Regions from separate parts of the Mus musculus genome. Here region 2 is linked to region 1. A link is a contact called in ENCODE Hi-C or POLR2A ChIA-PET data. All regions are on one chromosome and are shown on one strand. Each heading gives the region's core, a stretch centred on a gene start or an enhancer-like site at or near the end of the contact. The rest is flanking DNA. Distances are from core to core; before and after follow the strand shown. Region 1 overlaps Fnbp1 (formin binding protein 1). Region 2 overlaps Fnbp1 (formin binding protein 1).

Region 1 (7,658 bases), core at 3,773-6,272:
GGAAGGCCTCAGAAACAGTGTTGAAGGTTGCTGGGACTGCTACCCAGCTACCCAGGCTCCCTGGAAGAGCAGCCACTGCTCTCACACACCAAGCCACCTCTCCAGTCCAGAATTTCAGTTTGAGAGCCCACTGTCTAGCCAAAGATGACTTCCCTCACCTGACTGTCCGGCTTCCACTCCCAAGTGCTGGGACCTCAGGCTTGAAAGCACCACTCTCAGCTCATCACTCTCAGGTAACACTGTTAAAGTCTGAAGAGCGGCTGACTGCTGCAGTCAAACTCGTTCATTCCTGGGCCCCACGTGGTGGGACCACCTCAATAAAGTTACCCTCTGCCCAGGCCACACGAGTGCTACCAGTCACAAAGATGCTCACACAAAAATAAATGATTTCAACTTTAAAAAAAAAAAAAAGCATCACTTTAAATTCCTAGTTAGTAGAAATTTATGGTAAGTACGGTCACTTAAAACATGAGTGTCTTTTGGTAAAGTAAAAGTCTATCCTCATGATGTCAAGAATATGCATTTTAGTATGCTAAGTAATTAAACACACACACACACACACACACACACACTTTTCCAACTGGGACATTGCCCAACTTGAGGCATTTCAAACTCATCTGGCAGAACCGAGTGGTACCAAGAAAAGCAGGGCTTTTCCAGAGAAAAGCGCAGACTGCGGTGCCCAAATGGCCCTGGGCATCGTGAATGAATGCCACTATTTAATGGCATAATTGTGTTTACATTATCTTGATGACTTTCATAAAAAAGAAAATGGGGCTTCTAGGGAAAACCCACATCCACTGGCCCGGAAGACAAGGAGCACTTTATGTCTGAGCCTTCAGAGGAAAGCTCTCGCTCGCAGACTTCCAAATGCCCCTCTCATCCCAGCCCAGAGGAATCCGTGACGCAGCGGGCCAGAGGGATCGGCCTTTCTGATAACTGACGGACTCTCCCTTGTGGGCTGAGATGGCTGCTTCAGCTCCCTAGACATGGAACTCGGCCTTCGACAAGCCACTACAGAAGAGTGTGGCCTCCTGAACCGCGCCCGCTGTGACGTTCCAGGTCTCCCCATCATACTCGTTGGTGACTAAGCACATGACCTCAACCCTGGCCCCAGGGTGATGAGATAAAATGAAACCCTTCCTCCCATCAGGTACCCTCGTGTGGTTATGACTGAAAGAGGAAGCCAAGGCCAGGCCTCTCAGCGGCTGTGCAGGAAGCACGCTCCAGGGAAGTGAGACCGAGACCCCTTACCTTTTCCACATCCGCCTTGGTCACGTTGATGTCAGCGTCCATTTTCTCGAAGTACTGCTGTGCCCGGTCGGCTTCCTTACAGTCCCGCTCAAACCTCCTCTTACTCTGCAGAGAGCACAGCCAAGTCTGCTGGTCACCCACCCTCCCTGCCACCTCTAGAGAGACCTCCACGGCCATTCTCCCAGGAACCCATGCCTCATGCTTGGTCATTTCCAGAAGTGACCTGCGCACCTCTCTACATTGGAGTGACCCCTATCTGTTCTCTGCACAGGAGCTACCTGCCTCTACCAGAACACATTTTAATGAGTGTATGTACCTGCTGCTTGCGCATGAAGAGGTCAGAGGTCAACACCGGGTGCTTTCCTCAATCACTCTCTACACTGTTTTTATTTTAAATAAATAAATAAATAAATAAATAAATAAATAAGATTGCTTTTCATTTTGATTGCGTGTGGTTATGTGTGCAGCGTAGGTACCTTCAGAACAAGTGGTGTTGGATTCCCCAGGAACTGGAATGACAGGTGGTTGTGAGACACCCGACATGGGACACACCAGGTCCTCTGCAAAGTATCAGGTGCTTGTGCTAGCAGAGCTGTTATCTCTGCACCCCGCCCACCTTGCTCTCTGAGAGTCTCTCACTAAGCCTGGAGCTGATATGCTGGGCAGCCTGGCCGGACAGTGAGCCCCTGAGAGCCTCCTGTCTCTGCATCCCCAGTGCTGGCATTATAGGTGTGTGTCGCCACGCCCAGCTTTTTAAGTGGTGCTAGGGATCCAAACTCAGGCCCTCCTGGTCCCTCGGCACACACTCTACCCACTGAGCCATCGCTCCAGCATCCAGCATGTCCAGCTCAGCACTTTGCCATAATAGTTCTAGGAGCAAAGTAAGTGAAATACAAATGAGAAAAATCTAGAGAGAAAGAAGCCTCCTTAGAGGTCTCTGCCTGATTTTTTTTTCCCCCTTAGCGAGCCATTCAAGCCAGATTCAGATAGAAATGAGCTGGTCTGGGAAAGAGACTGGTTTAGCTGCCGGCTTCCGGCTACCCACTTACTGACTCCAGTTGCTTCCAACACGTTTCTATGTGCTGCTGAGCCTTCCGTCCATCATGGAAGTTCTGTGAAGTAGAAATCAGAGCAGGGGTCAGCACCTACCCTCCTCATACTAATGCAAGAGGAAAAACCCTCTATCAACTTAAGTAGCTTTAAAGATTTGTTTTTATATATGTGTGGTTTCTCTGCGTGTGTGTATGTGCACCGCATTTATGCAGTGCCCGTGGAGGCCAGAAGAGGGCATCGGATCCCCTGGGGCTAAAGCTATAGATGATCCAGAGCCACTAGGGGGATGCTGGGAACCAAATTCAGGTCCTCTGCAAGAGCTTTAACTGCTGAGTCGGCTCTCCAGCCCCTTAAGTAAGCCTTTAGGCATCATCTGGGAGGGAGGTGCAGCTCAGTGGAAACCTGCCTGCCTAGTATGTGTGAGACCCTCCAAAACGAATAAACAAACAAACATTGAACTTCTAGTCTGTGTGGTCCAAAGAAACGTAAGAGTTCAGGCTGGTAATCCAGGACAAGTGTGGTTGATTCAGGGGGATTTCCAGAAGTTCAAGCCAGACCCTAAACCCAAGTGAGGTCCCCATCTCAAACAACAACCAAAGTTTAAATGATAAACAAGTTAAGGGGAAATGAAAATAAGACGGCTTGAGGAGTTCCTTCTCAAGTTTCAGACACAGCAATACTGAATGTGAAATTGTGTGCCACTTGCAAAAACAACAGCCATGCCTTGCTGAGATAGTCCTCACACCAGGAGACGTGGCTCAGCACACCTTTCTTTTTTTTTTTTTTTTTTTTAAGATTTATTTATTTGTTTGTTTGTTTGTTTATTATATGTAAGTACACTGTAGCTGTCTTCAGACACACCAGAAGAGGGCATCAGATCTCTGTTATGGGTGGTTGTGAGCCACCATGTGGTTGCTGGGATTTGAACTTCGGACCTTTGGAAGAGCAGTCGGGTGCTCTTACCCCCTGAGCCATCTCACCAGCCCCCTCAGCACACCTTTCATCCCAGGCTTGGAAGGCAGAGGCAGGAGGATACTTGAGACTGGCCAAGGCTTCACAGTGAGACCCCATCTTAAAAGAAAAGCATACAGCAATCACTGGGGTCATCTTTTGAGCACTGGTCAATTAACATATATTATATTCCACCTCCCACAAATGAAGAACTGTACTTCTTAGTTGTCCCCCTAGCCTCTCCTGACTTTATTTCTTCCTGTTCACATGAAAGTATGCTTTTAAGGTTCATCCTGTTGTAGTACGTATCTGCCCACTAATTCTTTTCTCTGGCTGAGTAAGATTCCACCGAGAAGATGGACCACATTTCTGTAGCTGCTCACTGGTTGGTGGATATTTGCTTTGTTCCTAGTTCAGGGAGATACAGATGTTGATGGTACAAGCAGTGCTGTGGGCTCTCTGTGAATAGAAATTGCACCTTAGAACCTTTAAAATGGTGAATCATTGCTGTGTTTGGGTGAGCATACCACAGCTCATATGGAGGCCAGAGCATAACTTGCTGGAGTTGGCTCTCTCTTTTCAATGTGTGGGCCATCTCACTAGCTCTAGAATCTTTTAAAACAGAAAGGCCTCACGGCAGGCCTATGACTAGTGTTAACTTCCAAGGACCCCAGAGAACCAGGTCAGGGCAGGTTGCTAGGAAGGGGGATTAGAGAGGAGACCTGGTGGCTCAGGGTCTGACTGGACAGAGACTGTGGGTGAGTCTGAATTTGGATGGTGTGAAGGGAAGATTCCAGAATGGAGGCTGTTGCTGGTTTTTGCTGCAGGTGGGAGAACTCTAAGCACCCGAATGCCAGCCCCACCAGCAGCCACCATAGATGTCCTCTGATTAGCCAAGCCACTGGGAGGTCAGAATCAGACATGAATAAACAGAAGTCCCCGGTCTTTGAGATAGCTCAGTGGATAAAAGTGCTTGATGCCAAGACGGATGGATACCCAGAGTTCTACCTGGGGTCCCACAGGGTAAAAGGAGAGAACGAGAACCACCTTCCCAAAGCTGTCCTCTGACCTCCAGTCACGTGCTTCCCCTGTGCACAGGTGTCCTGGGTCTTGACCCGAAGACATGTTAGTAGAGTCCCTCAAGGCAGAAGGAGAAACCAAATCCAGAGCTGTCCTCTGACCTCCAATTGAACACCGCAACACACATGCCCAATAAATAAAGTCCCTTTTTAAATAAAGTCCAGAATGACCCTGCGTTTGACCTGAGTTTCAGAGGGAAGAAAAAAGGGGGACCATGGTGGGAGGGGGTAAATATATCTTGAGTTTTAAGGTTAGTATTTCTATAAGATTCCAGAGTCCTGTTCAATGTGGCCTGGGGTCTGAGAGTTGAGAAGAACTAGCATGAAACATACACCGGAGAAGCCTCCTCCTTAGGTGGGTAGTTAGAGCCAGGAGAGACCAGCAAGGACGAAAGCGCTAGGAAAACAAACAAACAAACAAACAGCAACAGCAACAAACCCGTTACAGCTACACAGAGGAAACAGCATCTCTCTCACTCAGCATCTTAAAACTACCATTTCCCTTTAACATACTTCCAACAGACACATTAATGGGATCAGTAGACCTTGTCTGCATGGCCAAAGGCTGCAGGACCTGTGTTGGGTAAAGGCTCTGCCCTCTGGGTCTGATGAGATTTGCTGCCTGAAGCTGCCCAGCCAGGGAGGTTGCCAGCTTGGCTGAGTCCCTTGACCAAGGACACTGTAAACTCAGGGGTTCCCCCTTGACTTTGAGGACAAGGAGCAGGAGCAGCCCCCCTCCCCTGGCTTTCCTGGTAAACACCCTTCTGTGTGTATGTGCACCTGTGGAGATCAGAGGTCAAAGGCTAGTGGCTCCACCATCACTCTCCACATTATTATTATTAATGTATTTATTTATTTTGGAGCTCTCTTACTGAACCTAGAGCTCACTGGTTCTGCTAGACTGGTGGGCCGGTGACCTCCTGGAGTCTGCCCACCTCTGCTTCCCCTCACTGGGTTACAAGTGTGCATAACTACACTGGGGTTTTACGCGGGTGCTAGGAATTCAAACTCAGCTGGTGTTTATAAAGCAAACAGTTGGCCCACTGAGCCTCCTGGGCCCCTACATGCTCCTGTGGATAAACTTTCCCTTGTTAGCCACTTGCTTCCTGACTGTCACCGTAAGGAGGGATGGCAGAGTGATTAACAGGAAGTGCCAGGTCCCTAGCATCCTCCTCTGGGCTTCGGCAAAAACCTCCTTTCCTTGAGTCTCCGTACTCAGACCTATTAACTCAGCAGAGTCTGGGGACAACCAAGTGCTGGGGAAGCCTGGGGGAGGGGACAAGGCCAGCCTTTTGCCTGAACAATGATACTTTATAAAGGGACAAGTTCTTGTCTTTCCGGAGGTCACTGTTCCAAGGTCTTACGAAGTTCAACTTTGAACATCCTGTTTTTTTTGTTTTAAAGATTAAAGTTTCTTTTATATTGCTACTTTAATTGTATATGTCTAAGAGTTTTGGGTGCATGTATTTTGTGTCTCTTGAGCATGCCTGATACTGAGGAGGTCAGAAGAAGGCCTGGGGTCTCCAAGGCTGGAGTTATAAATAGCTGCAATCTTTCATAGGGGTGCTAGGAACCCATAAATCCAGGACCTCTGTAGATGTTCTTAACTGGGGAACCATCGCTCCAGCCCCAACCCTTCAGTTTTCGGTCTTTACTGCCTCAAAGATCTTGTCCCTGGAGCCATCTCTTTTTAATCTCCGAAGAGAAACAGGGCAGGGAAGAAGGGAAGACAGAGCCTCAGGCTTAGAGGAGCCAGGGGCAAGGCTAGGGGAGACCAGCTTGCTGATTACAGGGTGTGAAGAACCCTGCCGGGAGGATGGACCGGAAGCTGTGCACAGCTTGTAAGAAGGAAGGAGTGGAGGCCAGGAAGAAGGGGGAGGGATGTGGGGGGGGGGGGGGGAGAAAGGCAGTCAGGATGGAAATGAAAGCCCATCTCAAACCACACCCCCACTGGGGTCTTCTATCCACACACATATGGCACACCTTTAGTCCTAGGACTAGGAAGGTAGAAGCAGCTGGATTGCTGTGAGTTTCAAGGTTTCAAGCTAGCCTGGTCTAGACAGCAAGACCCTGTCTCAATAAATAAATAAATCTTAAAAAAAATCATATGTTGGGTGATTCTGAATAAAAACCCAGACAGGAAGTTCTCTGGCTGTCTGTTAGGTAAGTGTGTGGGAAGCGCTCACATTTGCTGTGCACCTTACATGGCTGTCTTCCATAAGGGCACCTCAGAGACTGCCCCTCATTACCAACACCCAAACACTGAGCTTGAGGGATACTCCTCCAGCCTTTCTTCTGCTGGGTGTGCCCTCCCCCTCCCCCATGGAGACGTGTGCACACACCCCCCCTCATCCCTCTGCGTATGACTGCCCTCAGGAAGAGGTCACCAGCTCCAGCTGGCTCCTTGGAGGGGAAACAGTGGTTTGAACAGTTAGAAAACTTAAACAAATAAAGCAGCTTTGCCAGATGCACTTGTTGTTTACGAACAAACAATGGCAGGGCGCTTCTTCCTGGGACAGTGAGGGAGTGTGTTGGAGAACCATGCCCTCACGGCTCAGAATAAAGGGGGATTGTTCCCAGGACAAAGATATAAGGGCTGCTTTGGGAGCCCAGGATGAAGTCACCAGCGCTCATCTCTCCTGTCAGAAAAGCGACAGGAAATGCCATCTCTGGGGAACCAGAGGGACGCTAGTTACTCTCCCTGTAATAGGAAGCTTTGGTTCTCTCTTTAAAACACAAGAATAGACTTTAAAAGAGAACAAGAAAAACAAAGAAAAGAAAAAAAAAGATAAATGGAAGAAAAAGAAAAGAGAAGCCAAGAGGAATCTGAGGTCAGCTACAAAGCACTTGTTTTCATTTTCATGTCAGGTTTGTTTTTTTAAAAGACAGGGCAGGGCCTTTCTGTAAGCCCAGGCTGGCCTGGAACTCAGAGACATCCCCCTGCCTGAGTGCTGGGAGTAGCGGTGTGCGTGCGCTAACGCACCTGGCTCTCAGTTCTGTTCTGAGTTGTACTTGAGTCTCTACAGAAGAAACTTCCTTCAGAGAATTGGCTGGCGCTCTAGATGCTCTAGAGAAGGCGCTTGCTGAGTGTGCCACAGTAATGCTAGCTAGCACCAGGGAGGCAGGCATAGGAGGAAACCCAGGCCAACCAGCCTGACCAAATTGTCAAGCTCCAAATTCAGTGAGGGATCCCGTCTCGGGAAATCAGGTGATGAACGAAGGTGCCCAGCACTGACCTAGGCCACCACAGGTACAGGAACAGGAGAGAAGGGGGTGGGGGGATGAAAAGCCTGAATTTGGCAGTGCTTCCCAGCACTCGGG
Region 2 (6,591 bases), core at 1,897-4,396, 38 kb after region 1:
GTGTGTGTGTGTGCATGTATGTGTGTGTAAATGAAAGTGGAGGTCAGAGGTTAGCATCAGCTATCTCCCCTGACCGCTTACTACTTGGGACTTTATTTTTACTGAGGCAGGGTCTTTTGTTGAACACAAAGCTTAATGATTTTGCTGTTCTTGTTAACCAGCTTGCCCTGGAAATCCTGTCTCTACCTCCCAAGATAGAATTACAGGAATGTGAACATGCCTGGCCTGGCTTGTCTCTCAACATTATATTATATTATATTATATTATATTATATTATATTATATTATATGTATTTACTGTGTATGTTTGTGGACATGGCACAGTGCTTATGTGAAGGTCAGAGGGTAACGTATGGGATTAGGCTCTCTGTCCATCATGTGGGTCCAGGGGCTCAGACTCAAGTCAGCGCAGGTTTGGCAGCAAGCATCTTTACCTGACAAGCCTTGTGGCCTCTGTTCATCTGTTTTTGTAGTACTAGAGATACTAGGTAAATGTAGTTAGTATGCCTAGGCCACACCCCAGCCCTGTTTTCTTTCTTCTTTTTCTTTGAAACAGGGTTTCTCAGTGTAGCCCTGGCTGTCCTGGAACTCACTCTGTAGACCAGGCTGGCCTCAAACTCAGAAATCCACCTGCCTCTGCCTCCCGAGTGCTGGGATTAAAGGCATGCACCACCACTGGCTGGCTTTCTATTTTCTTTTAATCTTTAGACTTTCTGTTTGGCTTGTTTGTTTGTTTGTTGAGACAAGATCTCATGTAGTTTAAGCTGGCTTCAAACTGGGTATGGAGCAGAAAAGAAAACCAGAGCACTGGATCCTCCCCCTCCCAAGTACTGGAATTCCAGACACACACAACTATGCCTGACTCTCCCAGTCCCGTTTGTTCCTTCATTTCTGAGTCAGGGCTTCTATGTATAGCCCTGGCTGTCCTGGAACTCCCTCTGTAGACCAGGCTGTCCTTGAACTCACAGAGATCCTCTTGCCTCTGCCAACACTGCCTAGCTCCAGGCCTGTTTTTTTTTAACTTTGTGCTTTGAGATAGGGTCTTACTAAGTTTCACAAGCTGGCCTGCAACTCCCTAGGTGGTCCAGATAGGCTTTGCCCCCGGTAGTGGTTAGAAAGAGGTGTGTCCCCTGGTAGGTCATGTATTAAAACCGTAGCTCCTTTGGTGGTGGCACTATTTGGGGAGATTATGGATACTTTTGGGGGTGCAGCTTTGCTAGATGAAGTACATCACTGGAGTAAGCTTTGATGTTTTGTAACCTCACTCCACTTTCTGTCCCCTCTCTGCTTCCTGTGTGTGTATAACGATGTGACGAGCCAGCTTCCCGCTTCTGCCAGAAAGCTTGTTTTTCTGGCCATTACTGCTTTTCCCTTTGGAACCTTAAGCCAAAGTAAACTCTTTCTTCTGGCCCAGTGTAGTGTCACAATCCCTTTGGTTTGGTTGGTTGGGTTTTTCAAGACAGGGTTTCTCTGTGTCTGTATAACCCTGGCTGTACTAGAACTCAGAGGTCTGCCTGCCTCTGCCTCCTGAGCACTGGGATTAAAGGCGTGCGCCACCACTGCCCAGCTAGGGTCGTGCACCTTTTATCCCACTGATCCCAGCACTCAAGAGGCTGTAAAGGTAGATCCCTGAATCCAGGGCCAGCCCAGTCTACACAGTGAGACCCTGTCTCAAAATCAAGCAAACACAATCTCTTCCTTTCCTCAGCTGTTTAGGTCAAGGTAAGTATCACAGGACCAGGAAAGTAGCCATTCCCCAGTAGCTGGAATCTCGGGTCTGTGCTGCCACACCCGACTAGAACTCACCATTCTGAAGCAAATGATTCAGTGATGTATACTGTGTTCACAGCTTGTTTAGCCACTGCTTGCTCCCATTGGTACCCAGACATTTCCATCACCTTAGTAGCATACACCATGTGCTATAAGGCTGTCATTTCCCGGCCTTCAACCTCAGGCCCTGGCAACTACCAGTGTGAGTTAGCTTACCATGGACCTACCTGCTTTTCCTGTTTTATCTAAACAGATTCATACAACACACCTGGCTCCACCCACTTAGCACCTCACTCTCAGGGTTCCCTCAAGTTGGAGCGCAGGCCAACAAGTCATTACTAGTTATGGCCTGATATGGAGACATCCTGGGGGTTTGTCCTCCGGTATCTGAGGTTTTTTTATGCTTTTCTGACGACAGTCCCTCTGATGAGTGGGACGTGGTATCTCTCTGGGGCCTTGGTTTGCATCTCTGGAGGCAGGCACAGCACTGAGCCTCTGCACTCTTTTTGTCTGGGTATCTTCTTCAGAGATGTAGCCTGTCTATAGTCTTCACATCCATGGCAGTTGGTAAAAATAACCTTGACTTCTACTGATGCTTTAGTTTTCCATATAAGAATGTTCCTCATGAATCCTGAATTCCACAGCCTCAATCTCCTGACCCCTCCTGCTCCGCTGAGTCTCCTTCCTTCTCCTAAGGCAGTCATACTTCTGTTTCTGGGGCAGGTTTCATATGTCCACGTAAAATCTAGGAGCCACGAATAAAGGAAAACGTGTGTGTTTGTGTGTGTGTGTGTGTGTGTGCCTGAGTATGCACCCCTGTACACTTGGTTATACGTTATTGTTTTAAAAGAAAATTTCTTTTTGAGACAGATTGTTGCTGTGTAGCTCTAGCTGGGCTGTGGCTGGCTATGCAGACCAGGCTGACCTTAAATGCTGGAACTGCAGGCATGTGCCAGCACAAGTAGCACTTAAGGGACACTTTCTCAGAAGAAGTCCAGTTGAAAGTCTGCTTGGGTCTGATCTCCACCCGCTACCCACATATCTCAGCATCATGGCCGCTAGGTGACAGGCAGAGCCCATTTTATTCATTTCCCTGTCTGCTGAGCATGTTCTACACCCCCTTCAATCTCTTTCTTCCTTTTGCCTCACATGATATCAGGCCCTAGAATGAGCCTCCCGATCCAGAGTGCTAAGCAGCAGCCTCTACTCTTAGGCTACCCTGGTTGCTGCCACACCAAAGGATAAAGACATGTACAGCTCTTCCCCTGGGCCTTGCAAAGTTGTTCAGACTGACTCTGAACCCCTGGGCTCAAGTGATAGGCCTGCTTCAGCCTCCCCAGTAGCTGGGTCTGCAGGCATGCCTCACTTCCTGGGCCTGAAATAGGTATTATTAGCCTGGCTCCCATCTGCAGTCACTTACCAGGCAGCCCCAAGCATGTGAGCAGGGTTGGATCCAGACCACAAACATTGTTTATTTTTAAATAAGCAAATCTTTTTATAGCCTGCCACACAAGGGTGAGACCCACTGAGTACTACCAAGGACGCTATTCTCTGTCCTCCAGTGCAATAAACTGAAGGAAGATCGACCTGAGAAACAGGCAGTGGCCCCTTTAAGAAATGTTCTCCTTGTCCCTGGCCCTCCTTCAAGTTGATGAATCTGCTGAAAGTTTTCCAAAGTGGTTTTTACCCAACTTCTTTCAGTGGTGTCTTCCTCCTCTTCCTCTTCCTCTTCCTCCTCCTCCTCCTCCTCCTCCTCCTCCTCCTCCTCCTCCAAGAGAGAGTTTCTGGTAGCCCAGGTTAGCCTGGAGTCACTATGTAACCAAGGCTAGCCGTCAACTCCAGATGCTCCTGCTTCCAGATGCTCTGGTGTGCTGGAATGGCCAGAGTTCCCTCCCACGGCTTCCAGCTCCAGGGTTTCTTCCCCATCTACAGAAGTGTCTGCATGTTCACTTCCTCAGACGATTCCTGGCGTTCTGTCACCCGAGGAAGGCCAGAAGACACTTCTAGCTGGTATTGATAACATTTATCAAGCAAGGCCCATGACTGTCTAAGCTTTCCTGGATGATACTATTGACTCTTCTGTTTGCTGACCTACTAAAGCACCATAATTGGTAGCGACCTTTTGGGTCTCTCGGCCAAAAAGTTGCACGTGCATGAGTGAATGTGTGTGTGCATGTGCGAGTGTGTGTGCATGTACGAGTGTGAGTGTGTGCATGCATGAAGTCCAAAGGTAAACACTAGGTGGTCTCCACAATTATTTCTCCATCTTATTTTTATTTTTAGCTCCTCCCCCCTCCCCCCCCCCCCCCAGACAAGGTTTCTCTGTGTAACTCTGGCTGTCCTGGAACTCACTCTGTAGACCAGGCTGGCTTTGAACTCAGAAATCCACCTGTCTCTGCCTCCCAAGTGCTGGGATTAAAGGCGTGCGCCACCACTGCCTGGCTAAATTTAACATTACTTTAGCTTTGGAGTTAGGCTCTCACTTTGCTGGCATACATACATACATACATACATACACACACACACAGAGACACACACATGCAAACACACTCACACACTGAAGTGCTGTGTGTGTATATAAAAGTCAGAAGAAAACCTGTGGGAGTCTTTATTCCTTCCACCATGGGGGTCCCAGGAATTGAACTCAGTCCATCAAGACGGTTGCCAGGCTTGACCATGCCTCTTTTAAGATACAAGGCCTCTTATTCAACCTGGATGACATGCCAGAAAACTTCTGAGGTCCTCCTGTCTCCACAGTGGCGGGATTACAGGCACCCACCACCATGGCCGGCTTCTATGGGTGCTGGGTATCCAAACTCAGGTCGGCAGCTCTTGTGAGGCAAGAACTTAACTGGCTGACCCATCGTCCAATCACAACCAACAAGTTTTGACTTGGCAAAATAGACCTGGGTATTTTTACCGGGAGAGTCGTGCCCAGTACACTAATGCCTTCAGGAGGCCTAATAGCCTACGGAGTATGTCTAATGATGCTGTTTATGTGCCACTGTGCAATGAGCCGACCTCTGCAACCCCCCTATTAACATTATTAGCGTGTCTTTGAGTTGCAGTGTGGGAACTGAACATAAAAGTTCTAAAGAGTTTCCAAGCTCAGAAGCCAGCATAACTGCCATCAGTCACATTAGTGCTTACCCACACTCCTCGGGACGCCTGATCAAGGAGCTTTGTTGGGCAGCTGAGCCCAGAACTGTAAAATATTTATTTCATTTACTTGTGTGTTAGTTTGCCTCGTGCGTGTGAATGGCCGCGGAGGCCAGAACAGGGTGCTGGATGTCAGAGAGCTAAGGTTACAGTAGGCAGTTGTGAGCCACCATGTGGGTCTTCTGTGGGAGCAGTTAGTGCAGGTAACTGCTGTCCATCTCTCCAACCTTTGGCTTTAGAACTTGTGAAGGGTTGGCTGAAGAGATCTGGGGGGGTGCAGTCTGGTTCCACTCAGTTTGTTGACTAGACTAGAAGCCAAACACCACAGCTGGCAACACACAAGGAAATGGCAAATCTTAGCGGTCAACTTAAACACATCTGTAATCGACGAAATCCTAGGCAGCCAGGCACTCCTGGGAGGGATCTTTTTGTTTACATTTTTTTGGAATCATAAATACCCATTTTTAAATGTGGGTGACACACCTCCTGGTGGCAGCCCAGGACTAAGGACATGGAAGAGGGACAGTGCTTTGGGAAGGCTTGCCCTCACTCTTGCTAGCAAGATGAGTTACTCTGCCAGAGCGGCGGCATCCCTTCTCAGAAGGCAGGACCTGAATGACGATGAGAACAGGGCCACACCTAGGCCTGGCTGGGGAGGGTTTTCACTGTAGATATGAGGAAGAGGACAGCCAAGCACAAGGACGGGTCCAGTGTGAACGTGGCCAGCAGACCGAACCGAGACCATAAAGTGAGTGGGGAGGGTAGATGCAGAGGAGAGAGGGGAGCCGTGGCCCAAGAGGCCAGGCCAGGGCAGAGCCAAAATGGCTGAGTTATAGAAGGAAGGGAGGCTGGGAGAAGGGAAGCGAAACTCAGGCTCTGGGAGAGAGGTTGGGGGGAGGGAGGCAGTGCTGGGTACTGAATGTGGCTGGGAAAGCTGGCCAGCAGCCACTTTGATGTGTTAATAGGTGCCTCAGTTAGCCATTTGTTCCGGGTTTCTTACACACACACACACACACACACACACACACACACACACACTATACATACATACATAAATATAATGATATATAATAAATCTATTTTTCTGCCCTCTTTGTTAGCTCCTCTTAGTTAGGCTCCACCCAACAGTTACCTAGCAACAGCCAGGTAGGCCTGGCTTGCTATAAAAGGGACTGTGTGGTCTCCTTCACTCTCTTTTCTCTGACTCTCTTCTCTCTCTGACCCCTTTCTCCTTCTCTCCCCTTCTCCCCTCCCCCCCCCCCCACCACATGTTCTGGTCAGCCTCTTCCCTCCCTCCTCTCCCCTTTCCATGCCCTAAATAAAGTCTATTCTATACTAGACCCGTCTATCATATGGCTGGTACCTCAGGGCAAGGGATGCCTCAGCACGGACCTGCTGAGGCACCCCTCCCACCTCACCATACTGCACTCTACAGAACATATCCTTGACTTGATAAAACACACCACTCTTCTCGATCATCCTCTGGGGCAGACTTCGCTGTGTCCCATTCAACAGCTAAAGGAACCCAGGTTGAATGGCTTGTTCAAAATGACTCAGCAAGTTTGTAACTGGAGAGGAGCCATGGAGCCTGGCTGGCTCCAGAGCCAGGCTATTGAGCAAGACCACACAGTCTGCAAAAACCTTATAATAATAACAATGACAA

Evidence for each region. A loop is a pair of places that touch in the nucleus more often than their neighbours do. ChIA-PET counts read pairs that join two places held with the same protein, here RNA polymerase II (POLR2A).
Region 2: a loop to region 1 is called in a map of heart, with 1.8 times the contacts of the local background. The contact joins two enhancer-like sites. A Hi-C loop is called at or near these places in 3 of 37 maps with a recorded cell type or tissue (CH12.LX, T-helper 17 cell and heart). POLR2A ChIA-PET finds 5 or more read pairs at or near these places in 4 of 5 experiments (Patski and embryonic stem cell).

What each region holds. Positions count from the first base shown.
Region 1 is chr2:31,081,720-31,089,377 of GRCm38, forward strand. Fnbp1 (formin binding protein 1) reads right to left here. Exons shown (of 17, transcript NM_001177648.1): 5 at 2,304-2,366; 6 at 1,255-1,359. Among named protein-coding and RNA genes, the nearest start is that of Fnbp1, 56 kb to the right of the region's middle. Within about 2 kb of position 5,023, at least 2 of the 3 ENCODE cell types and tissues checked have a DNase peak (open chromatin) inside an H3K27ac peak, as active enhancers do; they include heart, where a contact is called at or near this core.
Region 2 is chr2:31,121,650-31,128,240 of GRCm38, forward strand. The region is part of intron 1 of Fnbp1 (formin binding protein 1); the gene reads right to left. Among named protein-coding and RNA genes, the nearest start is that of Fnbp1, 17 kb to the right of the region's middle. Within about 2 kb of position 3,147, at least 1 of the 3 ENCODE cell types and tissues checked has a DNase peak (open chromatin) inside an H3K27ac peak, as active enhancers do; it is heart, where a contact is called at or near this core.